Linked DNA regions of Homo sapiens: all the other regions are linked to region 6. Evidence: chromatin loops called from intact Hi-C (ENCODE). Cell type or tissue: Caco-2. All regions are shown on one strand.

Region 1 (5,000 bases), 320 kb before region 6:
TGTGGTGGCATGCACCTGTAGTCCCAGCTACTCGGGAGGCTGAGGTAGGAGAATTGCTTGAACCCAGGAGGTAGAGGTTGCGGTGAACTGAGATCACGCCACTGCACTCCAGCTTGGGCAACAGAGTGAGACTCCATCTAAAAAAAAAAAGCATGTCTCACTATCATTTATCCTTCTATACTTCTGGAAAATGATATATAGTCAGAATATTAGGTCAGCTAGGACTCTTAAAAATATTTAATTAAATTCTTATAAGCTAGGTGAGTTGCAGGGAAGATAAGTTAAACAATTTGCCAAACTGCGGTTTAGGTGGATTTAGATAATTCTGTCTCTCAGTGTTGCTACTTCATTTTTCTATGATGTATTTTCCTTCTAAACACATAAAGATAATCATAACTCAATGAATAATCTTCACTTAAGTGCCTGTGGCTTTTTTTCCCAAAAACAAAGAGCAATTATCAACAAATACAGTCAAATTTTAAAAATTATATTAAAAAATTAATTTGAAATTCCAAGATATCAAGCACACATGAACAAAAGCATGAGCAATCATTTAGTTCAGGCATTCCATGAAGTTTTCTAGCTAAGAATCACTATCTGTATGACAACCATCCAACGTTTTGCTAGAAGACGTTCAATATTATGAGATTTTAAATAAATATTACAAATACTATATTTCATTCATCGCTTTGTCTTTCCTCCCTTCCCACTCTACATCAACCTGTTTTCTTCCATAAGTGTGAAGAGACTCTTCCATAAAGGAAAATATATCATTTGAAATGTTACTGACTTAAGTTTAGGATTCATTTTTTAGACAATGTAGGTGGAAAGGGTGGGGTCAGAAATGGTTCAGTTTGCTTTTCAGAAGTACATAACTCTTGACCTCATGATCTGCCCGCCTCAGCCTCCCAAAGTGCTGGGATTACAGATGTGAACCACCAAGTATCTACTAAAAATACAAAAATTAGCTGGGTGTGGTGGTGCATGCCTGTAGTCCCAGCTGCTTGGGAGGCTGAGGCAGGAGAATCACTTGAACTTGGAAGGTGGGGAGGTTGCAGTGAGCTGAGATCATGCCACTGCACTCCAGCCTGGTGACAGAGCGAGACTCCATCTCAAACAAACAAAGTACATAACTCATTTTGCCCTGTGCACAAAAGTGACAGGCATAAATATTTACTTCTGAAATATTGTTCTCTGAGAACATTAAACAGTACGTTAAATGACCAAAATGAAAATGGAAGTTATCTTGAATTATTTTTAAAAAGAAAACCGTTAAATTCCTCCCAATATTATGATTTCACTTAAAGAAGTTTTCTTCATCATCACAAATATTGCCATGCTAAATAATGAATTCTAATTAAGAAAAGAGAATTTTTAGTAAAGAAAAAAATTAAATAGATGTTTGTATTAATTCTTTAATGATTGCAACCTTTAAAATTTAATTATTTCAGATTTCACTTTTAAAAGTTTAATACAAAAAGTTAGAGTAGAAGCACAGCATTTGGGGCTAGTTTTTAAATATAACAAAATAAAATATGGAAAAGTTTGCTTCTACCCTGAAGAAACTTCCACTGAGAACAGTAATGTTGGTTAAAATGAAAACATGCATTTCAAGCTGAGGCTCAGGCTTCTATCTGTGCCGTCGGTGCCCTTGCTTTTTGCGGTTGCTGCTCAGTCACATGCTCAAACAAACAAACAAAAATGAATGCCATTCAAACTCGCTCAAACATGATTATAATGCCAACACACTGCACTACCTCAGAAACAAGATGTGGGCTTATATACAGTGGGGTCATTAACAACCAACCCTCACAGCAATTTTCCAGAAGCATCAACTGGCCAATAAGTTAGACTTTGCATCCTGGGATTAGTGACTAGTGAGTTAAATAAAGATATACTTTTGTGTCAAAATATGGAAGTGGCCGGGAGTGGTGGCTCACGCCTGCAATCCCAGCACTTTGGAAGGCCGAGGTGGGCAGATCACCTGAGGTCAGGAGTTTCAGACCAGCCTGGCCAATATGGCAAAACCCCGTCTCTACTAAAAATACAAAAAAATTAGTTGGGCATGGTGACGCACACCTGTAATTCCAGCTACTTGGGAGGCTGAGGCAGGAAAATCGCTTGAACTCTGGAGGTGGAGGTCACAGTGAGCCAAGATTGCGCCACTGCACTCCAGCCTGGGTGACAGAGTGAGACTCTGTCTCAAAAAAAAAAAAAAATATATATATATAAAATACACACACACACACACACACACACACACACACACACACACACACACATATATATTATGGAAGCAATCAACTCCACAAAGATGCTGTATGGAAAAGGGGTTTCAAATTCTGTGGAATCGCCAACATTGACTATGAATATCCAATATCCTATTGGTTAAAAAAAATTATGAACAAATATACTCTTAATAATAGACTTAATAATAGTCTTATTAAAATATCACATAAATAGCAAACTATTTTCTCAGGCCATAGGCCTGTCCTAATACCAATTTCCTACCAGATACGTCTTCCTATTTACTTATAAAATGTATTTTTAAACACTTGGAGAGAATGACTTAGGCTTGACTTAACCAAATACTTTAGACATGAGGAAACATACGTCTTTTGTGTTGATTTATGTGTCTTTACTATGTTATACACTTCAGAATTAGAAGCAGACCTATTGGTTAAAATGTATGACTACTAAAAATAATATGATTGTAAGAATTATGGAAGAAACTGAGAATCCTGTATCTTAGAAAAACTTTAAAAACAGGAGAAACAACTCTGTGCTTGGGATGGAGTAAATATTAACAAGATAATATTAATATAACCAATTGAAGCCCCCTTTCCATTAATGCTTCAGACATTCTTACAAACCAATCTATAGCCACATGGGGGCACACTTACATCACAGGTTTTTCCCTCCAAATATTAAAAACAATACATCTAGATGACCAATAACTTTAGTGAAACAAATAATAAAATCTTGTTAAGAATCATAGTATATTTTTTGACTTTAACTCAGTAGTATATTATAACATTCTGAAAACATAATATGTAATATTTTAGTCAAGTTTAGTTTATGATTAAGGAAGCTACTGAAGCTGCTCCAAATTTGTAGTGTTACACAGATACATCGTTCTTTTAGGATCTTCTTACTTTTTTGGTCATTTTGTTTTAGTCTAAGTAATTATTAATTTTGTAAAGTGTGTCTTTCAGTTATCTGTATTGTGTTTAAAATCTTGATTTGCTCACAGAGACTAGTAGGAGAAATATAATTTGATGCCTGACAACTGTGTTTTGTGAGTTGTAATCAATTGACTGCTTATTAATGTATATCTTTTCAGCAAATCAAAGTAAAATCCCATTCTGCTAAAACATTAACCATTCCATTATTCTGTTTATTACAACTTTTTCCCAGCGACCACTCCACCAAATCAAGAGGAAAATGAGTGCTCTGTCACATTTTTCTTTATCACCACTGCTGCGACCAGCACATTTTTCATTAATAATAGCAACGTTTTTATTTTAAGCCACATTTGTCACACTAGTTAAGTAATAAATAGAGTCAAATGAAAGAAAAAGGAAATAAAAAGACCCTAATTTAATTCATGGGGGACAGTAATGGTCTTCTAATTATTACACCTTTCAGATAAGGAATAACATATGAGACACAGGCAAAGCCAGTATTTTATGTGAAAGACATTTATATTTTCTAAAGTGGTCAGTTTGGGACAAAACCAAGCACACATATGTAATTGAAAATTGTTTTTTCAAAGTATACTGCTGTAAGTTTTCTCCTCTGAAAAATAAAAATGATCAAGTATTAATTGCATTACAATATCAAAATTAATGGAGAATATTTATGTTTAATACATTAAAAGCCTTACCTGGGAGAAAAGAACTAGATGATTGCGCTTAGAGTTAGCATAAGAAAGTTTATCATATAAAGCACCCTATCCTGAATGCCAAAGAACAAGATAATCTGGGCTACAATCATCTTATTCATTAAAAGTCTGAATATTTTATTACACTTAAAATATTGGTATACAAGTGTACATTTATATAAAGCACAAGGTAGGTGAGATAATTTACCAGCAAAAGAAACAATTTAATTTCCCTAGGAGTTAGAGGTCCGTGAGTCTGTCAGTCCACCTGAATCCACAAATGCTTAGCCTCTATTCAAGAAATAATCACTTAGCATTTTTATTCCCACATATGGTGTGCACTACAATGATACATGTGGCAGAATAGCATAATCACCTACACTTTTGGAAACAAAAGGCAGAGAATTGTATAATAAAAATGTACATAGGCCAGGTGCAATGGCACACACCTGTAATCCCAGAACTTTGGGAGGCCAAGGCGGGAGGATTGCTTGGGCCCAGGAGTTCAAGACCAGCCTGGGCAACATAGTAAGACACTGTCTCTATTAAAAATACAAAAACTTAGCAAAGCATGTTGGAACGTGCCTGTTGTCTTCAGCTACTTGGGAGGCTGAGGTGGGAGGATAGCTTGAGCCCAGGAGTTTGAGGTGGTAGTAAGCTATGATGGTGCCACCACACTTCAGCCTGGGAGACAAAGTGAGACCCTGTCTTAAAAATAAATAAATAAATGTATAAAAAACAGACACAAATGCTTATTTCATCTTCACAATTGTGTTCCTTTTCATATTTAAAAAAGAACAAATAATACTGTGACAGGGTTCAGGACATGTACCACAAAATATAGCACTTTGGCATTTGAGAAGACAGCTTAAAGAAGAAGATCTCTCTGACTTTCTCTCACCATTCTTCCCTGAAGCAAGCCATAAAAGAATTCTCTGACCTTCCTTTAAAGTAGGTCAGAAAGCCCTCATTCTAGAGGGATACTTCCTATACCAAAAGGAAAGAAATAAAGACACCGAGAAACCGAGAATAATTTGAACAGGCCTTGCTAACGTCCCCATAGCTTATTACCATTAGATCATATCCTCTTTCATTCAATCATACTTCCACAAGACTG
Region 2 (5,000 bases), 530 kb before region 6:
AAGTGCTTTTGTTTGTTTGTTTGTTTGTTTTTGTTTGGTTAAAGGTTATTGCCCACTGGTACAGCTACTGGTACACTGTCTGGAAAGCTCGGAATGGTTTATTGCTTATAGTAAAATTTGCCTGATTTCTTACAGGCTGCGTTTGGAAACCTTTTATTATATAGTTGCTTACATACTTAAAAGTCTTTCATTTAAAGACATACTGAAACAAATGTTGTACTTGTTTCTTAAGCATCTTCCTGTAATCTGTTATAAAATTGAAATTAAATATAGAGAATGTTTCGACAAAAAATAATGAAAAAAATAAAGTGGTCTTCTAATGCAGTCGATTCTTATGATTTTGTCACTTTCCAAATGACCATGCCTCCATTCAAAATAATGATATAGGAATACGTTTTGATAAAAATGGAAAAACAAGTAAAACCTAATAATTCTAATGATAGGATTAATTACATGAGTTCTAGAGTATTTTAAAATAGATAACTTTGTTGTTTGTCTACTCACTGCCACAGCCAGATTGAGAACTGTGAAGTTGTCAGCCTCTGTTCCAACTGATAGTGAAGGTTCGAAGATGGCACCATTGGGCTGCAGGAAAGAGACTGTGTTGTCCTCAGCGTCCTGGGTTACATTTTCCTTGGCTAGAAAACGAACTCTAAAGAAATAGCAGTAAACAAAATTCAAAACATTTGTCATATGTGAACATTAGATCTCAAATGTCATTCATTCAACAAATGATTTTTGAACACACAGAATATGCCAGATAGATAGTATGTAAGCAATGGTGTTAAAATGAGAAATCAGCCAGGGTCTCTAGCAAACTAACGAGAAGGGGTCTTAAACTGGCAAACTGGAAATTAAAATAGTGAGAGAGAAGGAATATTGTTATAATGGAGACTCCATGGGAAAACACAAAACAGATCCAGATCCAGATTTAGAATGGTCAGGGTAGGGGTGAGGGTTAAAACACTTTTTAGTACAAGTCTACATAAATGGTCTATGTAACAAATACAAGTTTAGTTAGGTAAAGTACGGCAGATGGTAGCATGCATAAGAACGAACATAATATGTTTTGGGAAATGCAGATATTTGAGTGTGGTTGGATTACAGAGTAAGAGGTGAGGAGAGTAGTGGAAATAAAGTTATTGAAACAAGTAAGATCTCAAACATAAAAGAGTTGCATCTAATACTCAAACGAGACTTTATCCTGAGGATAAGGAGGAAAAAGTACAGGGGCTTCAGCAGGGGAATATTTAGAGCACATTTTCTTATATTAGAAAGAATGATCAAAATACAAGGCCTATCCAGCACTGCTTTTTCCCTTTTTCAGGACTTCTTTAATGAGAATTAGAGATAAGAATATAATTTCCATTTTTAAGGGTTATAGACTAACTTCCCCAGCCCCTCAAGTATATTGAATACTTTTGCTAGTTCTAATCTCCTGACTCTAACATATCTAGGCTGCAAAGTACCAACTACATTTTAGGAACGCGGTGAAGGGTGATTATTACAGGAAAAATACATTTCACAAGTGGAAGATATTCACTGAGAAGAAATAAGATATATATCATAATTGCACTGTCATATTTGAATGCCTGTGAAGTGAGTAGATAGCCAAGGTAAAGACTTAAGCAATTGGACTGAATTTTTTAAAAACCCATTTTATTCCATTATAATAAAAATGTAAATTCCTACAGGGTAGGGGTTTATGAGTGTTTTGTATCTCTAAGCATCATGCCTGGTATATAATGAGTTCTCAGTAAATGTATTTACTAAACAAATGTCTCAGATTCTTTAAAAAGAGGATTCAAAGTTGGCTAGAAATATATTTTTAATATAATTTTATTAAAACTACTATTCTTGAAGTACTGCAGACACACAAAGAATATAAAAATCTGAAACAGCACTCAGGACAATTGTATTTTAAATTAGTGTGCATATTACTAATATTTCAAATCAAAGTACTTCAATTTTCAGAAATATGCCCATATATTAAAACAATAGCAACATAATTGTCACGTTACCTAAAGTGTACTGACAACATTATACCAGTAGATGGCAGTCACTAGAAGAAAAATCCTTAAAACAGCCCTGCCTTTAGAATGTTGTTTTAAAAAGGGAACATAATTACTGAATTTTTTGTTTAAAAGTTAGACTGTATGGAAGTTTTGGAACGTGTTTGTTTATAAGGTCAAGGGAAGGAATTTATGCTTTTCTCAAGATTACTTTTTATATTCTTTCCAAAGCAAAGTAACTCAAAAAATGAATTACAGATCTAAGAATATTCTGAAGGAATTACAGCATCTTCATAGAGATGGTGTAGGTAGAAACACACATAAGATCTCAACCCAAGCAATTTCGTGCTTTGATTCAGGTCATATCTTGTCAAAGTGTAATCAAGCTTACTTTAGCAGACAATGGCCAAATACAGCCTGTGGTTCTGTTTGAGGAGGGACATTCTCACATACTTCCAATGTCAGATGGATTTAGGGTATAATTAGTTATGAAAAAGCATGTTTAGCTCAACACATGCACTATCAAAGTGTTAATTTTTTTTCTAAAAGGTACTGGTTGTTTTTCCATTATTTAAGGCACTCAGGCAAACAATAAAAGACTATTTTGGTGACATGCTGAGACAAGATGACCTACAGATAATCAGGAATCCCTTTAAAATTGTTACAGAAAGAGCTATTTATGGATTCTAAAATTTAGCTGTAAATGCAACTGTTCTTCTCCAGTCTTTGCTCCATTGCCTCTCTAAGCAAACCAAATATATCTAACACATCCCCTTTTTGTCCCTTAGAGAGATAGGTTAAAGGCTTTAAGAATAAAATATAGATCAGCTGTCAACTACCAGAGGAGAACTATTTCAATAATATGTTTTCTCATATCCCAAATAATATATTTAAAAGTGAAAAATATGGTCGGGCATGGTGGGTCACACCTGTAATCCCAACACTTTGCGAGGCCAAGGCACATAGATTGCTTGAGCCCAGGAGTTTGAGGCCAGCATGAGCAACATGGCGAAACCTTGTCTACAAAACAAAACCCATAAAAATTAGCTGGGTATAGTGGCATGCGCCTGTGGTCCCAGCTACTCAGGAGGCTGAGGTGGGAGGATCACTTGAGCCTAGGAGGTTGAGGATGCAGTGAACTGTGATCGTGCCACTGCACTCTAGAGTGGGTGACAGAACAAGACCTTGCCTCAAAAAATAAACAAAATTAAAAACAGAAGTGAAAAATATAACTTCCCCCAAACAAACAAAAAAAATCATGATGAGTTCTCAAATTCTAACAACTATTTTCTTTCCTCACACTTACTCAGTTCACTTAGGTTCTATTTCTTAAACAATTATGCTGATACTCTCCTTAGGTCATATGTGAATTCTAGATTTTCATAAGTATATATACACCTATGAATACATATATATATATGTGTGTATATATATATGGTACACCTAACAACATTCTTTGCAACAAGATACTTGTATAGACTCTTGCTAATAATATAAAAACTTTAAGACCATGAAGAAAATTCTAAGGTAAGATGTTTTTGTACCCATAAAAACTAAGTCTTCATTGACAAAATTATGAATTGTCACAGATGCGCACAGAGACACCCGATTCGGGTAAAACTGCTAAGACAGGACATGCACCAAGGCCCTCTGGGGCTTATATGTCATGTGCTATGGTAGTAGGCACCACCCTCACCATGCCTGTTATTTCATTTTATTTTGGGTGTGAATTTTCAATCTGGAAGCATAGTAATGCTTTGGGGAAGAAGGAAAATTATACAATCATCCGATAACCAAAACAGATAAGATGCTAAAACTACAAATTATAAAAAATCATTAGAAATACAAAACTTTGTGATGAGAACTAATCATGGTGTATAACTAGTTGTGATTATCCATGAGGGAAAATACACATTTAGGTAACAAATTCTATAGCAGAACATAACTATGTTTCCATATGGATACCATAAATATATTCCTAATCCTTGGTTAAGGTAGTGTTTTTGGCACCTCAATCTCCCCCTTTTTTCCCTTTTTAGTGAAAAAGACAGAGTGTCTATAATTGAAATGGAAGAAAAGGTATACAAAAATCTAGGAGCTACCAGTACCTACATCTGTGTGAACATGGACAAGTGACCTCACATCCACTGGATCAGGCATTTTTAACTCACAAAATGACAGATTCTGGCTGATCATTTCCTCTAGTTCTAATACTCTAAGATTCTGTTCAAAAGTGTGTTAAACTATCAGGGAAGGCAGAGGAAAGATATAAAATATTGTCTCAACACTAGAGGAAATATAAGAGTGAAACTAAAATAGATCAATGTAAACATCTATATGACCCAGAAGTTAATTTGAATATAAATCTTGAGTAGGTACCGCAGTTAGGAAAAATGAATTTAGCACGGTGGTTCTCAAAATTGTGTATTCAAATCACCCAGGATTTGTAAAACTCTTTAGTGGGCCTCAACTCTTTCATTCATTTGGTCTGGGATGGGGTGGAGGGATTTGCATGTTTCCCAATTCCCTGTTAATGCTGATGCAGCTGGCCCAGCACTTTGCTGTGGCCCAGCTACACTTTGAGAACCACTGTTAAAATATGCTTTAAATTTTAAGATGTGAAAACTGATTTTTTTTTCCTCAGCAGGAATATTTCAGAGTTGTTGAGAATATATGCCACAATAACAAAACACTAACTTCATAAACATAGGGAAGTTATTTGATACTGGTAAGTTTATAATAAAATCTGTTTATCTTTTCTATATATTGTCTAATAAATATTTGGATAATGTATATATCTTCCACTTTTTTCAAAATAAATACCTTATAATCATTAAATTCTTAGATTAGGATTCTATACAGACAGGAAAAATATTTTAAAGTATATTTTTGGCAAGAAAATAATAAGTACATTTCAATACAATGACATTTGCCAAGTAGAAGACTTCTCAGAAATACATGGTCAAGGTAAGAGTGTCTCATATTTGT
Region 3 (5,000 bases), 73 kb before region 6:
CATCAACTAGTATTGTTACTTTTATGATCACTTAAGTGGGCTTCTTCATTCTTTTGGCTTAGCTGGTACCATTGTTCATTAAATTCAGGTAAGCTATATAACAAAATGTTTCTACCACAAACTAAATCACAGAGTTAAGATGTAAAAAACATAGCTGGTAATAACGATCAAACAAGAACAAAATAAATGACAGTAAATTAAAATGATATAAATTGGGTTACCATTTGCTAAAATGCCCAGGAACACAATTTGAAAATAACTTTACTGAAAAGATAGCATATCTCAGATAACTTCTCTGATTAGATGTCACACATCCTCTGTCCATCCAATAACAGATGTCAATAACAACCCAAATGACCCTAGCCCACATTTCCTCTCTGTGATGGTATAGTTTTGTGTGTTAACTTGGCTATGCCATCATACATTTATCTAGGTGTTATTTAATGAAACACTTATTTAGATGTTGCTGTATTTTATAGATATGATTAACATCTGTAATCAGTTAACTTTAAGTAATGGAGACTATCCTTAATAATACAACAGCCCTCAATCACTCTACAGGCTAAAACTGGCAAAAACTGAGGTTTCCCAGAAGAAAATGTAATTCTTCCTCCACAATGTTATGACAATTCATGTCCAAGCTTGCCAGCCTACCCTACAAACTTCGGACTTGTTAGCCTTCATAATCCCATAAACCAATTCCTTGAAATAAACATAACCTACTGGATCTGCTTTTCTGGTGAATACTGATGATACAACTTTAGTGCAGAGAATGAGGTGCTACTCTAACAAATACCTAAAAACATGGAAGTGACTTTGGAATTGGGTAATATGTAGGAGGTAGAAGAATATTTAAGCATTTGACAGAAAATAAAACTACACTATCTTGAAGAGATTGCTGGTAGAAATAGGGAGATTAAAGACAATTCTGCTAAGAGCTGAGATGGAAATAAAGCTGGAAAGAACCTTCTGTTGTCTTAGAGAATACATGTATCATTGTGGACAGAATGTTGTAGATATACAAACGTTAAAGGAGCTTTTAATGAGGTCTCAGAAGGAAATGAAAACATGTTATTATACACTACAGAGAAGACAGTCCTTGTTATAAAGTGGCAAACAGCTGGCTGAACTGTGTGTTCCAGCGCTGGGTGGAAGGTGCAACTTCTAAGCAATGAACTTGGATATTTAGCTGAGGAAAACTGCAAGCAAAGTGTAGAAGGCTGCAGTTTCCTGCTTGCTGCTTATAGTAAAATGAGAGTGGAAGAGATAAACTGAGGAATGAACTATTAAGCCAAATGGAACCAGACGCACAGGGAAGGAGGACATGTGATGACAGGTGGAGAATGGTCATGGTCATAAACAAAGAACTCAGAGTCTAAGCTAGTGGTTCTCAAACTTTGATGTGATTCAGAATGTTAGGAGTCAGATGTTACTAGCTTGGGGGACCATCCTTTTGAGGATCAATTAATCCCCAAGTCAATTAATCCAGAAGCAACAATGACAGAGAACTGATATTACAAATGATCAAACTGCTTAAGTTTGTTGGAATTCAGAGAGAGCTAGATGAAGATAACTAGAAGAAACACTAATTTTTATCACTGCTTTCATTTTCCATATAATGGTAGCTAAAAATGTACAAGCATTATTCATTGCTCTACACTTATATTAGAAGTATCTTCATTATTTTATATACTGTTAAGTTCTGAACTTCTATTTAAAAAGAGCAAAAATATGGTATTTTCTCCTTCATATAAAAAGATAAGAGTTTAAACCAACATCACATAGGAAATGAATTTGAGTTTTCTTAGGGATTCTGAAGGGTGGGGTGGAAGGAGATGTTGGACATGCTGAGAAGTGATGATTTATGCCTTAGACTAGCATCTAATACCACTGTCACCAAAACTAACTGGTACAAAGCTAGCTAACCATATATGGATATCAAACTCATAAACTGGATGTTGCATTCCCAAATGCATAACGCATTTATACTACTATAGAAATGAAATAGAAATTTATCTCATATTATGATAATTTTAGGATAGAAAGAATGCTTTATATCTGACAAAAAAAAGTAAAACACAGTTGCTGATTCTTTAATTAAAGCAAAATGATCCACATAGACACTGGCCATAAATGCCTAATCACAGGGATAATATGAATTCTTAAATTATGATGCCCTATTGCCTCATTTTGAATTTGTTAATACCATTTTTTAATGTGAAACTGAATTTTACTCAGCAGTTAAAATTAAACAGAATTACAACATGAAGAGCACGAAAAAAACCACAAAATGATGACCACACTCAAGAGTTCCCAGTAGAATTATTCTAAATGCATTTCTGCTCTCATTCATCTGAGGCTCATGTAACCTATAAAAAGCAAAGTTGAAACTATATGCTAGTAATGATAGTAATTTAACAGAACTCAAAATCCAAAATAAGACAAAGTTTATCTGAGGTTCCTGACAAACGTGTGTTTATCTTTAAGTCACCAAATAAAAACAGCAACTAAATACATCAACCTCAACCAAGAAGCCTAAATGGAGTATGATAAATGAACCTCCTGGAAGGATAATGTTGAGAGTCAACTTTACTGAATCCCAGTATTTGCTGGATGTTGAAATGACAAGTTTGAAAAACCTAGGCTGGAAGTGAAAACTATGGTCCTGAAATAAATGTTTAAGAGTGCACCTAACCAAGATGAAAAGTGAATTTTATATAGTCAGACTGCCTTAAGTACCAAATAATCGATTTAATATTTGCCTCTGCCACTTATTACTATGTATACAGTTCTCACTTTTACAACATTTTTCATAGGCAATAACTCATTTTATTTTTAAGCCTCTAACACAGAGCAAAACTGTAATAGCCTGTTAAGAAACTTAACCAAGTTTACCCAACTACTTATTAGGGGAACCTAAGTCTAGAATCTTTACTTGTTAACTCCAACTCCACACATTTTCTTCTCAGACAATATTGGTTAGAAATACAGTAGCTCCCCCTTACTCCTGGTTTCACTCTCTGCAGTTTCAGTTACCTGTGGTCAACCAAGGTCCAAAAATATTACAGTATTTTGAGAAAGTGAGACCACATTCACATACCTTTTATAGTACGTTGCTATGATTGTTCTATGTTATTATTACTTGTTAGTCTCTTACTGTGCTGAATTTATAAACTTTATCATAGATATGTATGCCTACGAAGAAACATGGTGTATATAGGGTTCAGTACTATCAGTAGTTTCAAGCATATATGGGGGGTCTTGGAACGTATCCCCTCGAATAAGGGGAGACTACCGTAAGCCATTACCTGAACATAATTTAAGTTTGCTTTAGAACATAATCTTTAAAACAAGGTGAACAAAACCAAAATCAGAATCTAAGGTATACTAGGTTAAAAAAAAAATTCTAAGTCCCAATCTGATAGTGAACTTCCTTGTCATTAAAATCACTTCTTAGTTTTAAGATAAAATGACAATATTCTCCAGATCAGACATATCTGATTACTTGAAATCAGAGTACTGAGTTTGTTTATTTAATATTATGGAAATAGTAATGAGCAGACTAAAAGAAGTTAAACGATTTCAGTAACAGATAATGACAGCAGCGTAAAATGTCCACTGAAGGCTTTAAGAAAAAAATGAAAATAAAAAAAAGCATATGCAACACCATAGCATGTATTAAAGCACAAAGCTAATGTTGCCACATAAATTAATTATTACCTATATCTTTGTTTAAGAAAGCAGGTCAATGTTTGTTTTTTGGAGAGAAGTAGCCATGAAAAATTGAAATAAAGCTTTAGTTTTCTGTAAATTCAATTACATGAACCACCTGTAAATCAGTGACAAGTGATAGTAACAAATGTATTAAATTTAAAATACTTATGGAAGCAATCAGAAGTATCGTTGCATATAATTTAACAGTGTTGACTACTTCTAACAGTGAGACTTCTTTATGAGATGAACTGATAATTATTTTTTCTCTCACTTAGGAACCTTTTTTTCCAAGATGATTTTAGAAATTCTGCTTTATCATCACGACCATTTCAGAGCAACAGAGTTAGCTGAAGCAAAGCCTAATCCATAATTCACAGTAAAGATTTATTTAGAATGATTATGTTGAATCATACAATTTTTAATGAAAATAAAAAAGACAAAATAATTTCAATAACGACATGGGATACTCCATTTGCAAACCAAATGCAGATAAATTACTTTTTTGCAAACAGAATAATATAACAGTAAATTCTGCTTTCTGCTTTTGTAATCTTTTAAAAAATTCTGTTTGGTATTGTGGGGATGGAGTTGGGTAAAAGTTAGATATATACACGGTCTTGTAAAGTTTGAATTTCTACAAAGAAACCAAAAAACTCCACTAAACATAATCTTAAAAAAAAATCACAAACTGGTAACAAATGATTTATCTAATCCTTCGCTGTATTTAAAAGTTGAAATTTAGAAAAACATGAAATATTAAAATTTTCCTTAAAAAACAGATCATAAACACCTTTTCTAATCCAATTTCCTGCAGTGACAACTGGAGTGTGCTCAATTTGGGTCAACGTATCTATAAAGCTCTGCAGCTGAGAGATGATATCTAATTGATGCCCATGACTGCAGTGGCAATCTTCCTTAAAATCAATCTTAACCTTGTTGGGTTAAAAAAAAAACAAAAATATCCCTATCTGTTAAACTTAAAAGAACAACAAAATCCCTGTAAGTCTACAACTCATTTAATTCTAGCATTTTTATTATTTTCATTTCCAGGAATATTTGGTATAGGACATGCATAGGTTTTAATACTGTGTGAATAATGTGACTCTATTATATTCATATAAATTAGTCATTGACTTCAGACGGGCCTCCCAAAGCTGTTCAAGGGCTTTGTGTTTGGTGTTCCTTCAGCTGAACACTCAACTGGCACTTGGGACATGTGACATTTTAAATGAATGTGAATTATAAGAAACTAGCAGATTTTAAAAAAAGAACTTCTGCCTCTTTAT
Region 4 (5,000 bases), 260 kb before region 6:
GAGCCACTGCGCCTGGCCTGTTATTCTTAAAGCACATTCTGTAGCTCTTCGTATACTTGGGCTACATCGTAAATTGGCCTTTGTGGAAAATTTTTCTCTTTCAAACAATATTCTCTTTGTCTATTAAATATTATTCCTTCCTTTGTTTTGAACTGGCTGGAGCCAGTGACAGAAAAAAGCAAGTAGAATAGAACAAATGTTGACATGGAATATTGTTTACATTTTTTAACAATCTAATTTTAAAAATCTTTAAGAAACAGGGTATTTATGGATCATCAAAAAATGTCTGATGCAGGTAGGGTGTGTGTTACCATTATTCCCATTTTACAGATAAATTTACTGAGATTCAAATTATTCAATGAAATCAGTTAAGAGAAGGAACTAGGCTTAGAATCTAGGTAGTTCGCCTCCAAATTCCATGTTCTTCCCCACCCTTCCAAAAAATAAAATAAATAAAGAAGAAAGATCTAGAGACCTCAAAGGAAACAGCAAATAAACCTTCAGTCAATATTGAACATGTTTTTGTCTAGGCTGAACCACTCCTCTTGCACATGCAGGTGCAAAGGTTTAAACAAAGAAATAAGCCACACAGGACTAATATCATTCTAAGAGGAGGAGCTTTCCACAGCGTTGAAAAGTCCTCTTGGTAGCCACAGAACAGTAGGGGTTCCCAATAACCTAGTAAAGAAAAGAAATATATATATATATATATATATGTATATATATATATGTGTGTATATATATATGTGTATGTATATATATATGTGTGTATGTATATATATATATGTGTGTATATATATATGTATATATATATATATATTTTTTTTTTTTTTTTTTTTTGAGATGGAGTTTTGCTGTTGTTGCCCAGGCTGGAGTGCAATGGCACGATCTCGGCTCACCGCAACCTCCGCCTCCTGGGTTCAAGCGATTCTCCTGCTTCAGCCTAAGAGAAATATATTTTAAGGGGAGTCATGAGTGCAGTCAGGTTCTTAGAAGAGGTAAGCAATTAGGTTTGACCCTGAAACTGTGGAGAAGAGACCCTTGACTATATAGCCTGAGCTCTCTGAAGTTTATTTCTACTACAATGACTTTAATGTCTATAGTCTCTCACTCCCCACGTTGCCACTTCATGTACTCTTGCTGCATTACCTACTTTGTATAATTAGGAAGGCATACAATAAACTGGACTTTGCAGAACTGAAGGAAGTACGAAATGCTCAAAAGCGATCTTCCAGCTATTTGTCTTTTACTCCACTGATAACTACACTTTGCTTTTACATCTTGCATTCAATATTACTTGCCCCTTCTTGAATAGATATTAACCAAAATTAATAATTTATCCTAAAGCTACTTAAAAATGTCTTGGTGTTCTGAAAATGCACTGAGTAGAAGAATGTGGAGAAAAATATATCTAGAACAGGGGTCCCAAACCCTGGGCCATGGACTGGTACCAGTCCGTGGCCTGTTAGAAACTGGGCTGCACAGCAGGAGATGAGTGGCAGGCTAGGGAGAATTACTGCCTGAACTCTGCCTCCTGTCAGATCAGCGGTGGCATCAGATTCTCATAGGAGTGTGAACCCTACTGTGAACTGTGCATGTGAGGTTGTACACTCCTTGTTAAATTCTAACTAATGCCTGATGATCTGCAGTGGAACAGTTTCATCCTGAAACCATCCTCCTCATCCCCACCCCAATCCGTGGAAAAAATTGTCTTCCACGAAACCAGTCCCTGGTGCCAAAAAAGTTGGGGACCACTGCCTTAGAGCATGTTGAATTATTTTTTAAGCTGTAGCCCCCCCAAAAAAAAACTTATTTATAGGACTTAATACAATAAAACATAATTGTGTGCAAATAATTTAATAAATAGGTCATCATACATTTTGATTGAAAAATTCAGAGACAGAAAATATATTCCATTTTTCCCTGTGCAATATACTAAAATGCATGCCAATTTCAGTTAAGACAAATTATTCCTTGGGGAAGCAATGTATATTAATACATGTGTATGTAGAATTAATATAGCTTCACAGACTGCAAGAACATCAATATTTTCTACCACCAGATGGCAGAAATAAAGCTACAGTATTTTAGAATCTAAGGATTCAAATTATACACAGAAGAAACTAACTGCAGTCTTCATCCTGATTTTATTTTTAGTTGAACAGACAGAAAAATACATTGCAGCAAAATTTTGCTATGTGTTAAATAAGAAAAAAATTTTTTGATTAACAAAATTTTTTCATTTGAATGGGCTGCCAACTCACTATTTTTCCATCAGTTAGATTATGTTGCTTTCTAAAAGAATCATTTTAAAAAACAAGCTACCACCAGATTTGGACATTAAAATAATTTCCTTTCTAATCAACATAATCAACATCTCCTTTTGGAAGGCATTCTAAATCAATCCCACCTGTTCTCAATCGTGCACACTCTCCTTGCTTTATTTTCCAACGTTTTATCCTTCTTCATTTTTCAAAAACTGATCAGTTGTCCATGCTTCCCTGAACTGCTCTAGATGGTGGGGTTTGCTTACATCATCCTGTTACATATGCTAATATGGCTTCTTGTGATCTTGAATACTGGCGATATAGGTTTAAATTCGGTTTGTTACACTAATTTTTATGTATTAGGTAGTAATAAAATAACCATAAAAATAATAATGATAACAATAAAAAGTAAACGTCCACATAACATATATTAACAACTTTGATTCTAGGAATCTGGAATTATTCGCTGCTATGTTTTGGCTGTGTCCCCAGCCAAATCTCACCTTGAATTGTAATAAACCCCAAATGTCAAGGGTGGGGCTAGGTGGAAATAATTGAATCATGGGGGCAGTTTCCCCCATACTGTTCTCATGGTAGGGAATAAGTCTCATGAGATCTAATGGTTTTATAAATAGGCATTCCCCTGCACAAGCTCTCTCTTGCCTGCCACCATGTAAGATGTGCCTTTTTTTCTCCTTTGTTTTCTGCCATGATTGTGAGGCCACAATTGTGAGGTCAACCATGTGGAACTGTCAGTCCATTAAACTTCTCTCCTTTATAAATTACCCAGGCTCAGGTATGTCTTTATTACCAGTGTGAGTACAGACTAATATATTCTCATTCCAGTTATCAAAGGATTTTGATATTTCAGTGGTTTCTTCTTACCTTCGATAAGAGATGTTGTGAAAGAGATTCCTAGTTAATAAAAATAAATGACTTTCATAAGATAGAATATTTGATCATCCATTTGATTAGCTGGAATTTTAAATATCTTTAACGTAACGTTATCTAATTTATGTAAATTTTTAAATTATTGCTTAATAATCATGTAAATACTAAGCAGAATAACGTTGAATGTTTACTTGGTGCCAGAAAATGTTCCTAGCATTATGGAAAAGGTTAATTTTTCAAAAAACTTTTAACAACCTATGAGATAAGTGCAACGAATGTCCCCATTTTACATATTTGAAAGCTGAGTCATGTTTAGGTTATATAACTTTCTCCAAATCCCACAGGTAATATGAAGTTGGGCCCTGATTTGTACCAGGCAGTCAGATTCTTCAGCTGCTTCCCTTAAACATTACACCATGCACCTGAACTACCCTATTTTTTTAAAATTATGCATTCAGCTTTCATTTCGTACCTTTATTCCACAAATATTTATTGAGTGCCCACTTGGTATTAACTATTGAATATTCATAGAAAATTTTAGAAATGAACCTCCCTCGGGCAGGTGTACAATCTGGTGTAGAATATAGACATGAGATTTATAAGGACAATAAAGATTTACGGGTGCCATGACACTTATGTATTAGTTATAAAAGCAAAAAGAGAGAGTGGATACATTGCCCACAAATGTTCCAGGTCAAAGGAGAAAAGACATTGGTACTTTGTGCAGAAGTACCAAAGAGTCATACATATTTGAGGAAATGCAAATAGTTCCTTATTCTACAAGCCTAAGTTTTAAAATGTATACCATGGGTGTACATATTTATCAAAACACATTGAATGACACTTAACAATTGTGCATTTCCTTTTTTTTTTTTTTTTTTTGAGACGGAGTCTAGCTCTTTCGCCCAGGCTGGAGTTCAGTGGCGCTATCTCGGCTCACTGCAAGCTCCGCCTTCCGGGTTCATGCCATTCTCCTGCCTCAGCCTCCCGAGTAGCTGGGACTACAGGAGCCCATGGCCCGGCTAATTTTTTGTATTTTTAGTAGAGACAGGGTTTCATCATGTTAGCCAGGATGATCTCGATCTCCTGACCTCGTGATCCTCCCACCTCGGCACCCTACAACTGTGCATTTCCATATATATAAATATCATCTCACTTTTAAAAACTGGGATGCCAGTTTTAAAAGAAACAAGGTAGGAGAGAGAGGAAGAGGCCATATCACAGGTGACTTTGTGTAAGGAGTAGGCATTTTACCATACATACATTGGGGAGTTTCCAAAAGATTTAGACAAGGGAGTTACATGACCCAAAATGTGTTCAAGGACAGTATTTTGGTGGCAGTACAAGAATGAATTGGAGTGGCATGAAGCATGAGATAAGCAGACCACTTACAAGACTGTTGCAGTTGTAAAGCATAGGATGACAGGACTGGATTAAGGTAATTGCATAGGAAATGAAGAGTGAGAAATGGACTGCAAACTACTGATGTATGTAATTTACTGACCTGTTGAAGGGATATGGTCTAGAGCACAAAAGGTAGGATTATCATGCCTCAAGCTTGTCTACTAGGACTAGAGGCAAGGTGGTGAGGGTGGTAACAGAGAGGTTATAATTTATAACTGTGGCTGATCACCTTGATTTTCTACATAGGTTTAGATGTTAAGTTAGAAGTCTCTAGACAGAAGGATTGTAGCCATATAATGAGACAGTGTGAGGAAAAGGCGAGGCTTCGTAACAATAGCTATGGAGAACAGAAAAGTAAATTAAGCAGTGATATGTGACTTCCACATATAACAAAGAGTTTGTGGATAGTTACATAGTGATAGTTAAACAGAAAACTAA
Region 5 (5,000 bases), 150 kb before region 6:
CAAGGCTGTCATTCCTACCCTCTTCTGTGCCTCTTTCAGTGATATGAAGTTAAAACCAGGTACTGTGATTAGTGTCATGACTTTTGGTCCTTTTGAGGGTGATTTTTGTGTAGAGATCAGTGGAGGCTTCTATTCAGCCATCTTGCTCCATCTCCTCTCTCCCCTAACTTTTACTAGTATAAAATCATAGGTCAGATATTACAGTTTGATTTAATGATTGAATGTCTTTATATAGGCTTATTAAATTGTTAACAAATATTTAATGAACATTTGTTACATGCAAGAAACATGGCTGCAATTTATGTTTTCTCACTACCAATAAGAAAAGAGAAAGTTCATATAATTCTAATATTAATCCTAAGTATCATAGTTAATAAGATAAATATAATTAAAAATAATCCTCGAATCAATTTTTATTGCTGACTGGTCAAGTTCCTACTACCATTACTCTTGATTTTTCCCAATGATCAAGTTGCTAGTATTAGAGTCCTTTTTCTATTCTTTTATCTTGGTTCAAAATATATTCCATGATGTTTATTGTAATTATAAAATTTTAAGCTGGGAAAATCTAGAATCTTGATATCTGAAGGACTTTTGCTTTTGAGCGTGTATTAGCTCATTCTTGCACTGTTATAAATAAATACCTAAAACTGGGTAATTTATAAAGAAAAGAGATTTAATTGGCTCATAGTTCTACAGGCTGCATAGAAAGCATGACGCTGGCACCTGCTTGGGGATGCCTCAAGAAACTTACCATAATGGCAGAAAGTGAAGGAAAAGAAGGTGCATCTTACACGACCGAAGCAGGAGGAAGAGAGTAAGGGGGGAGTACCAAACACTTTTAAACAACCAGATATCATGAGAACTCTATCATGAGAACAGCACCAAAAGAGGAAATCCACCCCCATGATTCAATGACCTCCCACAAGGCCCCACCTCCAACACTGGGAACTACAACTGAACATAAAATTTGGGTGGGGACACAGATCCAAACCATATTAAGCATTTCAAAAAAGTATCAATCTTATGTTTTAAAACAATTTTAATAAATATTGTATTATGATTCTTCAAATAGTATATGCTTATGGAAAAACAAAAATGAAAAGAATTAATACAGAGAAAATTAAAAGGCTTCACCTAACCAATTCCTTTCTCTCCAATTGTATTTACTGCTAAATCTTCCATATGTACCTTCAAGAAAAATTCAATTCCTTTCTCTCCAATTATATCTACTGCTAACTCTTCCATATGTACCCTTCAAGAAAATTTCAATTCTTTTCTTTCCCGTTATATCTACTGCTAACTCTTCCATATGCACCCTTCAAGAAAGTTTCTGTGAACATACAAGCACATACATATGAGTACATATGCATACTTTATTTTCATCATGGTCACCACATAAATATCTATTTCATTAGCTGGCTTTTACAAAAAGTAGTTTACTTAACCATTCTCCTACAAATGAACATTTCTTTTCATTGTTTTGTTAAAACCAACAATACTGCAGTAAATATCCTTGTATCTTTTAATACTTGTGTAAATTCATCCATGAGATAAATTCCTAGTGGTGGATTTTCTGGGCCAAATTTTATGTGCATGTTGAAATTTGGTAGATATTGCTAAATTAGTATCTAAAAAGGTTGAAAAATTTACATTTCTGCCATGACTGTATTAAAATGTCAGTTTATCCACACTCTCATCAGTATTGTATAAAAAAGGATTCTGCACTGGTTTGACATTCTTTTTCCTCCATATATGCCTCTACATTTCTTCAGCAAAGGTTAAATAACTAAAATCAATGTTCACATGTTTGATAAGTAAATGAAAGTAACCCCGATGCTTTCCTTTAATGTTAATCTTTTAGAGAGAAAAAGTAAGGGGAGGCAGGAAAAACACCCTATTGCATTTACTATGCATAGGTCAGAAAATATTCATGGCACACAGAATGTGAAAACAAAATCTAAAAACATAAGCTTGTCTTTTGTTCCATAAATGTACTGTAATATGCACTAGTTAAAATAAAATCTGTCTTGCAGAGCACTGAATTTTTCAGCAGCAATAATTATCTCTGTTTATTTCATTTTCTACTTTGGGAAAAGCTTATGATGCATGCAGAGTATACATATGAGTTTCACAGATGTGGTCTAAATTACTCATATGCTAAGCCCTTTTATCTGGCTACTGCTGGGTCAATTGCCTAACATAGAACAGAACAGGGTGACATGAGTTTGCAAAGAATTTGAAGTTGAATTTCAGCTTACAGCCTGGTTTTGCCATCAAATACACTATTTAATGTAGTGAAGCTCTACTTAAAGTACAAGGGTTATTGTTTTCTACTTTTTATTCTGTGTTCTAGCCAAAGAAAATAAACTGAAAAAATGTTCTAGTAGACATTAAGTCCAATTAATCAAGGTAATTTACTCAACCTCACTATCTAAATAATGAAAGAATGCACACACGCACACACACACACACACACACAGTTGTTCCTACATAAAAAGAGAGGAGCAACAATAAAAGAAGCTTTAAAGTTCTTTATAAAAATGCAGTTATTGGTGTGTGGGTATTCTACACAAGAATGTTTAAGATACAAGGAAGCTTCAGAATTCAAGTAATAATTTTGTTCAAAAATTTTTCAGTGTAGTTGACATATCAATAACTAATTCTATTATTTTGGTTCTATAACTATCACATTAACTTAACTACTAAATAGCTGTACATTTCCTTATTTTATATGTGTGTGTGTGTATATATATATATATATATATATATATATATATATATATATATATATATATGTATATTACTCTGTCCCCGTGGAGCTGCATGGTACAGTCCCCTAGCTGCTTTCACAGGCTGATGTTAAGTGTCTGCAGTTTTTCCAGGCCCACGGTGTAAGCTGTTGGTGGATCTACCACTCTGGGGCCTGTAGGACAGTGGCCCTCTTCTCTTAGGTCCACTAGGCAGTGCTCCAGTGGGGACTCTGTGTGGGGGCTCCAACCCCACATTTACCTTCCACGTTGTCCTAGCAGAGGTTCTCTACAAGGGCTCTGCCCCTGCAGCAGACATCTGCCTGGACATACAGGTGTTTCCATACATCCTCTGAAATCTAGGCAGAGTTTCCCAAACCTCCATTATTGCCTTCTGCATAGCTGCAGGCCAAATACCACATGGAAGTTGCCAAGGCTTGGCGCTTGCACCCACTAAAGCAATGGCCTGAACTGTACCTTAGCCCCCTTTTAGCCATGGCTGGAGCTGGAGCTGCTGGGACTCAGGGTGCCATGTCCCCAGGCAGCACAGAGCAGTAGGGCCCTGGGCCTCGCCCATGAAACCATTTTTCCATCCTAGGCCTCCATGTCTGTAATGGGAGGGGCTGCTACGAAGATCTCTGACATGCCCTGGAGACATTTTCCCCATTGTCTTGGCTATTAACATTTGGCTCCTCATTACTTATGCAAATTTCTGTAGCCAGCTTGAATTTCTCCATAGAAAATTGATTTTTCTTTTCTACTGCATGGTCAGGCTACAAATTTTCCAAATTTTTATGCTCTGCTTCCCTTTTAAACGAAAGTTCCAATCCCGAATCATCTCTTTGAACATAAATGGCTGTACACTTTCATAAAAATCCAGGTCACATTTTGAATGCTTTGCTGCTTAGCGCTTTATTCTGCCAGATACCCTAAATCATCTGCCAGTCTCTTTGCCAAAGCATAGCAAGCGTGACCTTTGTTCCAGTTGCCAATATGTTCCTCATCTCAGCCTTAGACCACCTCACCCTGGGCTTCATTGTCCATATCAATATCAGCATTTTGATCAAACCATTCAATATATCTCTAGGAAGTTCCAAACTTTTCCACAACTTCCTGTCTTCTCCCAATGCCTCCAAACTGTTCTGACCTCTGCCTGTTAGCCAGTTCCAAAGTGGCTTCCAAATTTTCAGGTTATCTTTATAGCAGTGCCCCACTCTTGCTACCAGTCTTCTGTATTAGCCAGTTTTCATGCTGCTATTAAGATATTACCTGAAACTGGGTAATATATAAACAAGAGGTTTGATTGACTCACAGCTCCACATGGCTGGAGAGACCTCAGGAAACTTTCAATCATGGCAGAAGGTGAAGGGGATGCAAGGCATGTCGTACATGGTGATGGGAGAGAGAGAGAGACAGAGACAGAGAGAGACGGGAAGTGTCACACGTTAAAACCATCAGCCCTCATGAGAAGTCACTCACTATAAGGAGAACAGCAGGGGGAAACTGCCCCCAAGATCCAATCACTTCCCACTAGATCCCTCCCTCAACACGTGGGGATTACAATTCAAGATGAGATTTGGGTGGGGACACAGAGCCAAGCCATATCATCATGGTTATACATGCTATATATAGAACAGGAAGAAAAATAGCAAAAAACATAGTGCTCCTACTCTTTATATCCTAGTGCCTTTAAGAATGTAATGCAATGAATGGCTAGATGCATATTACACCATGAGATATGTTTGAGGATAGAAAGCATGTGTGCAGAACAGAAAAAGAAAAGAAATCATGATCTCTGATGATTTCATGGAACATTAATTTAAGCCATAATTCCAACCAGATTCTATCACAGCTTCTAAACTTTTTTCACTTGAGAACATAAACTCTTTTTGTGTTTAAGCTTGTGTATTTGAGTCTCCAAAAGTAGTAAACAAACCTCAAATTTCCTGATATCTATTTTTCAAAGTGCGTCTCAGATTTAATTTCGTCCAGATGATACTCCTGTGGTCTCCCGGTGATCCCTGACTACTTTGTTCTTATGTGATCTCTAGGTGCTCTGAATAACTAATGGATCTATCCATTACATTCATTAGCAGTTTTCACATGCTCTCTTGCATTGTTAGTTGTCTTTTAATGTGTAGGTTTTAGCTATACTATATATAGCTTTAACTATACTGTAAATAAGGACAGGTGAAATGTCTATTTATTCTTGGTATTCCTTAGGGAAAAATTCAGTACCCTATGGTAAAT
Region 6 (5,000 bases):
TAATCCTCTTATTTCATATCTATCTCACATTCAATTCACAAGAGAAGTACATACACTAACCTCATCAAAACACAGTATTTCTTATTAATGTAAAAACTTAGGCAAACAACATTAACTGAGAAAGATTTATGTTGGGGGCGACAGGGTGAAAAAAGCCACCCAGGTCTTTAAAATGCAAAGTTATTTCACAGTTTACTTGCAAAATGACTCAGATCATTATTACTTTTAGTCATGCCAACTTTGCTGCTCCCAAGCCTACTAGTAATGGAGAAAAAAAACCCACCATTTTTTCTGCAGTCATTAAACCAATGAAACAGAAGCTTACTGAAAACAGGTTTGTGCAACATTTCTTTTTTATTATAACTGGTATAAAAATACAAGCAGTCCTTGGAAATGCAAATGAAGATTCTGAGAAATTTTTCATCTATCTAAATACCTAGAGTGTGAGAAGAAAACATGCAAACAAAAGAAAACCCTAACTCACGAATCTTAACCTGTAAAGATTTTCCTAATGCTTCCCTCAGTGAAAACCCTGGTTTACTCTTTATTTTCTTCCCCGTCAAACATTTGGAAAAGACCTCCACGTAGCGTTTCACGAACAGAACAGTGCTAAGAACAAATAAAAGCCTTGCGTGTACCTGGCAAATCTCATTCATCAGAAACGGTGGCAGCGGAGACAGAACCCTGTTGTCTGGCGTGACCCTCTCGCTCTTTCACAGCAGTTTTCACCACTCGAGTATCTGCCTTGCCTACTACTAAAGCAAAGCTTCCCAACCCCACTTGGGTGGCTTCCATGCCCCCACAGCAAGAAAAATCAAGCATCCAGCGCAGCCTTTTCTCAGCGCAGGGGGAATGTAATCAGCGCTCCTTGACCACTTAAGGAGTCGCCATAGGAAGTTAACAGGAAAGACGCTTCAGCCCCATCTCAGAGGCCCCACAAAAGGTGCACTGATTTCACCAAACGTGGCACTCTGGGCATGAGAAAACCACAGTCGAAACACAACCTACACCGCACACGAAGAAGGGTTTTCCGGGAGGGGGTTGGTGGCGCGGGGGGGGGGGTGTTTTCATTTTCTAGCCGCGAATGCCCCTTCATCTTTACAAGGCTGAGCTAAACTTCAAAGCAAAGGGTTTCCACGCGACCCGCCGCCTCGGACTCGCGCCTGGGCTCTTTGCTGGGTCGCACGAAAGCATCCGAGTGAAGTGACGCGCCCGCCCCGCCGCGGGGAGTCCTCGCCCGCCGGGGCGGAGAGAGACCAGACACCGGGAGAGGGGGACCCGCCTTGCCTCCGCACCGCCGGACCCAGCTCCCGCTCAGAAGCCTCCTCGGGCGCTTCCTCCCCCTTCCCTCCGGGTTTCCAAACGCCGAGGGCCGCGCAGCGCCGCACCCGGTCCCCCGCCGACCCCCGGGCCCCGACCCGGCCGCCCTTACCGAGCAGCAGCAGCTTGACCTCGCGCGCCGCCTTCTCGCCGTCCTCACGGAGGTTGCGGTCGATCATCTTACTCCGCTCCACCGCCGCCTTGTCCTCGGCGCTCAGCGTGCAGCCCATGGTGCCGAAAGCGAGAGCCTGCCGCCGCTCCCTCCGCGCCCGAGTGCGGGCTCCAAGCACAGGGGAATCCTTTCTCTCTCCTAGCGGGCGTTCGAACGCCTCCCGACGGGGGCCACGCCGCCCCCACCACTTCCTAAGCGGAGTCGAGGGAGACGCTGTCCGCAAAGGGGCAGACAGCAACGGGCGGCTGTTCCTCACGACCAGGCTCTGCTTCCCGGCCCGGCTCAGCGCCCCCAAGTCCCGGGTTTGGGGTTTTGAATCTCTGGGTACAGTGGCCGCTGCACTCCCGCCGGTGGCCGCGCCGCAGCCTCGCCAAGCCCAGCCGAGCTCGGCCTCCGCGCGCCGCCGCGGCCCCGCCCCTGCCCGCCCCTCCCACCACCCCGCGACCACTCCCAGAGCGCGCGCCCGCGCACGTGCCCTCGGACAGCGCCCCCCGGCCCCGGACCCCGGCGCCGCGCCACCACTGAGGGCCTGGCGCCCCCTGGCAGCGTCCCCGGGGCGCGCCACTGCCCCGCGGGGCTGTGGCCTTCTGCCCTGGGCGGGAGTGGGGTAATTTCTTTCCGTTTACTCACACGGAGGGAGCTGTGCGTACCTGCCCCTTCGGGTGGGGGTGGGAGAGCTGCCAAAGTTGCCGAAAAAAGCCAGTTCTGGGCGTTTGAGCATGCCCAGCGCCGGCAGCCACGCAAGGTTTTTCAAAATGCAAATCCCTGTCGGCTGGTTTCAGGGCCGTGAGAAACAGGGAACTGGGGAAGGAATGGAGCCTGGTGAAACCAGAGATGGGCACAGTGGAGAACAGGAAAGTCGGGGGAGGGGACTAGAAAAGGGCACCAAGGTCACTTTCTTCCTACCTTTTGCTTCTCTTTCCTTCTTCCTATCCCTCCCTCTTTCCTTGCACTCTCACGTTTTTCACAAGAACGCATTTTGAAGGATTTCCTCGTAACCTAAAAAAAATGGAAGACAAATAATCAAAAGTATTTTTAAATGACAAGAGCAATAAAACACACCCACACAAGCCAATCTCCACATCGTAGCAGATCTCCTCTAGAGCAGCACATAAGCTTCCATGCCAAATTTGGAGCCAATATTTATGACCGTGTTTGTAACTCCTGTACCATTGGGCATGCCATTTTTACAGGCCTTAGCTTCTTTGCCCATAAAATGAGGAGTGGATCTATGGTGCTATCTCCCCATCCTTCCAGCTGTAACAATCGGCGGAGATAAGTTCCTGTGGCCCGCGGGAGGCATTGCTACTCAGCACCCAATGAATGAGCAGAGGCTTAAGATCTCATCTCTCCCTGTCAGTTGCACTACACCTTTCCCCTACAGATATCACAGGAAGCGTTAACTGATTAGAAAATGGGGCTGGTAGCAAGGAAAAACATGGTCCTTGATGTACTAAAAATTGGAACATGCTCCCTGGTTTTCATCTGGAAATCTTATTCTCTAAAAATCATTTGGGAAAACTGGGCTTGAGTTTTCCAAGGTGAGGCTGAACTGATGATACAAGCAGAATAGCTTTCGAGTAGGTCACTGAGACCACGCTTGTGAGCTAGCAGAGACTGAGTTGCCTCCTTATGGGACATGTCCTTTCCTGTTCTCCTATGGGAGTCACACCACCTGCTGGGCTGATGAGATGCAATTTCAAGATCTGCCTCAACTATAATCTTTTGTAATATAACAACAAAAAGGAACAATCTTTAAATGTACTTAGTCACCTTCTACACTGTAATTCTAGGCACTCTAAATGCTAATGTGTATCAGAACTCTGGAATTAAACTTAAGGAAATCAAATTTCAACACACTGTGTATTAGCCATTCTTAATTATCTTTTATGGTGAGTCTTTCCTATTAAGTTCGGACCAGAGTGTGGAACCAACAGTTTCAGCAAAAGAAGAAGCAGTGCTGGCTGAATATTGGTAGAAATGACTACAAAACTTGTGTTTCGGAGAAATGAAGTATGTGTAACAGAAGTTTGTCAAATAGGTAACATTACTTCCATCCTTTGAAGTTAGTCAAATAGGTGAGTTAAAATGTGATACATAAACGAATAAGAACAGCAAATTAGATTTATATGTAGCACAATTCCTAAGAGAATGCAGAGTAATGAACTGATCAGTATGGGGGGAAATTCTAAGATAAGAAAGTTTTGAAAAAACGTTTGAAGGAAATGATAACAGGATATTGGTGGGGAGTTTAAAGAAGTATGTATTAGTTCAGGCTGCCCTAAAAATACCATAGCCTGAGTGGCTGAAACAATAGGAATATATTTCTCACCGTTCTGGAAGCTGGTAAACCTAAGATTAAGGTGCCAGTTTATTCAGTTCCTCAGTGAGGGTTCTGCTGCTGCCTTGCAGATGGCCTCTTTCTTGCTGCGTCCTCACATGGCAGAGCAAGAGAGAGAGAGCTTGAAAGCAGTCTGGTCTCTCCTCTTCTTATAAAGGCCCTGTCTTAAAGGCCCCACTCTCAAGACCTCATCCAAATCTAATTACCTCCCAAAGGTTCCATCTCCAAATACCATCGTATTGTGGGTTAGGGCTTTGGAGACATTCAGGCCATAATAGGGTATATTTTGTTTGAGGGGAATAACCAGCTAAACAGTTAATATGCAAGATACGTGAAAGAGAAAACAATGGTTTTATAACTGAAAGTTGTTTGGTTGTGAAGAATGATAGGATGTGTGGGACAAAGTTGGTGTGAAGAATGATGGGATGTATGGGACAAAGTTGGAAGACAGCTTTAAATGCTAAGGTGAAGGGTTGGACTTGATACAGTGGGTACAAAGTGCTCCTTACATTCTTTCCTGAGTTGGGTACTAGATGTTAAAAAGCAAAGAAATAAAAAAACCCTCTTACCACTACATGTAAAACAAATGGGTACCAGCAAGTGAATTGTGTTAGTAATCCAAATGTGAGGTGGTGAGAGTCACTCAAGCTAATAACTTATGTAATTATGATGTTGCAAAATATGATTCAACCTTGTCAAGGAGATGAAGCAGATATTATTTATTTATCTCTTTTATACAGAGTGAAATTGAAATTATAGAGGTTAAAGCACTCTACTTCAGAATACTGTTTTTTCTTTTCAACATCATGTTTGTTTTTTAACAGCTTTTTTTTTTTTTTCCCTCGGGTTCAAGCTTTTTTGAGATATAAGTCATATGCCATAGAATTTGCCTATTTAAAGTGTACACTTCAGTGGCTTTCAGTATATTCACAGAGTTGTGCAACCATGATTACAATCAATTGTAGAATATTTTCATCACCACAAAAAGAAGCTCTGCATTCCTTAGCCATCATCTCCAATCCTTTATCTTTCCCCAGATCTAGACAACCGCTAATCTAATTTCTGTCTCTTTAGATTTGCCTATTCTGACATTTTATATAAAAGGAATCATATAGTGTACAGTATTTTGTGACTGGCTGCCTTCAGTTAGCATAAAGTTTTCAGGGT

Evidence for each region. Hi-C counts contacts between places; a loop is a spot of excess contacts. Peaks named below come from ENCODE experiments on the same cell type or tissue, not always from the same donor. Only the 100,000 strongest peaks of a DNase experiment are listed, where the experiment ranks them.
Region 1: it touches region 6 in a loop (3-fold over the local background); 12 of 110 quality-filtered maps call a loop at or near these places.
Region 2: it touches region 6 in a loop (6-fold over the local background); 8 of 110 quality-filtered maps call a loop at or near these places.
Region 3: a loop joins it to region 6, with 2.2 times the contacts of the local background. A loop is called at or near these places in 12 of 110 quality-filtered maps.
Region 4: it touches region 6 in a loop (12-fold over the local background); 52 of 110 quality-filtered maps call a loop at or near these places.
Region 5: it touches region 6 in a loop (2.3-fold over the local background); 39 of 110 quality-filtered maps call a loop at or near these places.

The regions. Positions count from the first base shown.
Region 1 is chr7:80,451,785-80,456,784 of GRCh38, reverse strand. No RefSeq gene overlaps it. Among named protein-coding and RNA genes, the nearest start is that of GNAT3, 58 kb to the left of the region's middle. In Caco-2, a CTCF peak has its summit at 2,887 (motif pointing right); no DNase peak of the experiment used is centred here.
Region 2 is chr7:80,656,715-80,661,714 of GRCh38, reverse strand. CD36 (CD36 molecule (CD36 blood group)) reads right to left here. Exons shown (of 15, transcript NM_001001548.3): 5 at 505-652. Among named protein-coding and RNA genes, the nearest start is that of CD36, 21 kb to the right of the region's middle. In Caco-2, a CTCF peak has its summit at 2,043 (motif pointing right); no DNase peak of the experiment used is centred here.
Region 3 is chr7:80,204,986-80,209,985 of GRCh38, reverse strand. The region is part of intron 5 of GNAI1 (G protein subunit alpha i1); the gene reads right to left. Among named protein-coding and RNA genes, the nearest start is that of GNAI1, 73 kb to the right of the region's middle. In Caco-2, no CTCF peak of the experiment used is centred here; no DNase peak of the experiment used is centred here.
Region 4 is chr7:80,389,511-80,394,510 of GRCh38, reverse strand. No RefSeq gene overlaps it. Among named protein-coding and RNA genes, the nearest start is that of GNAT3, 120 kb to the left of the region's middle. In Caco-2, a CTCF peak has its summit at 2,053 (motif pointing right); no DNase peak of the experiment used is centred here.
Region 5 is chr7:80,282,239-80,287,238 of GRCh38, reverse strand. No RefSeq gene overlaps it. Among named protein-coding and RNA genes, the nearest start is that of GNAI1, 150 kb to the right of the region's middle. RefSeq lists an enhancer at 3,267-3,768. In Caco-2, no CTCF peak of the experiment used is centred here; no DNase peak of the experiment used is centred here.
Region 6 is chr7:80,131,711-80,136,710 of GRCh38, reverse strand. GNAI1 (G protein subunit alpha i1) reads right to left here and starts at 1,880. Exons shown (of 8, transcript NM_002069.6): 1 at 1,433-1,880. The coding sequence starts at 1,550. In Caco-2, CTCF peaks have their summits at 1,800 and 2,055; a DNase peak (open chromatin) is centred at 1,900; H3K4me3 peaks cover 1,852 bases.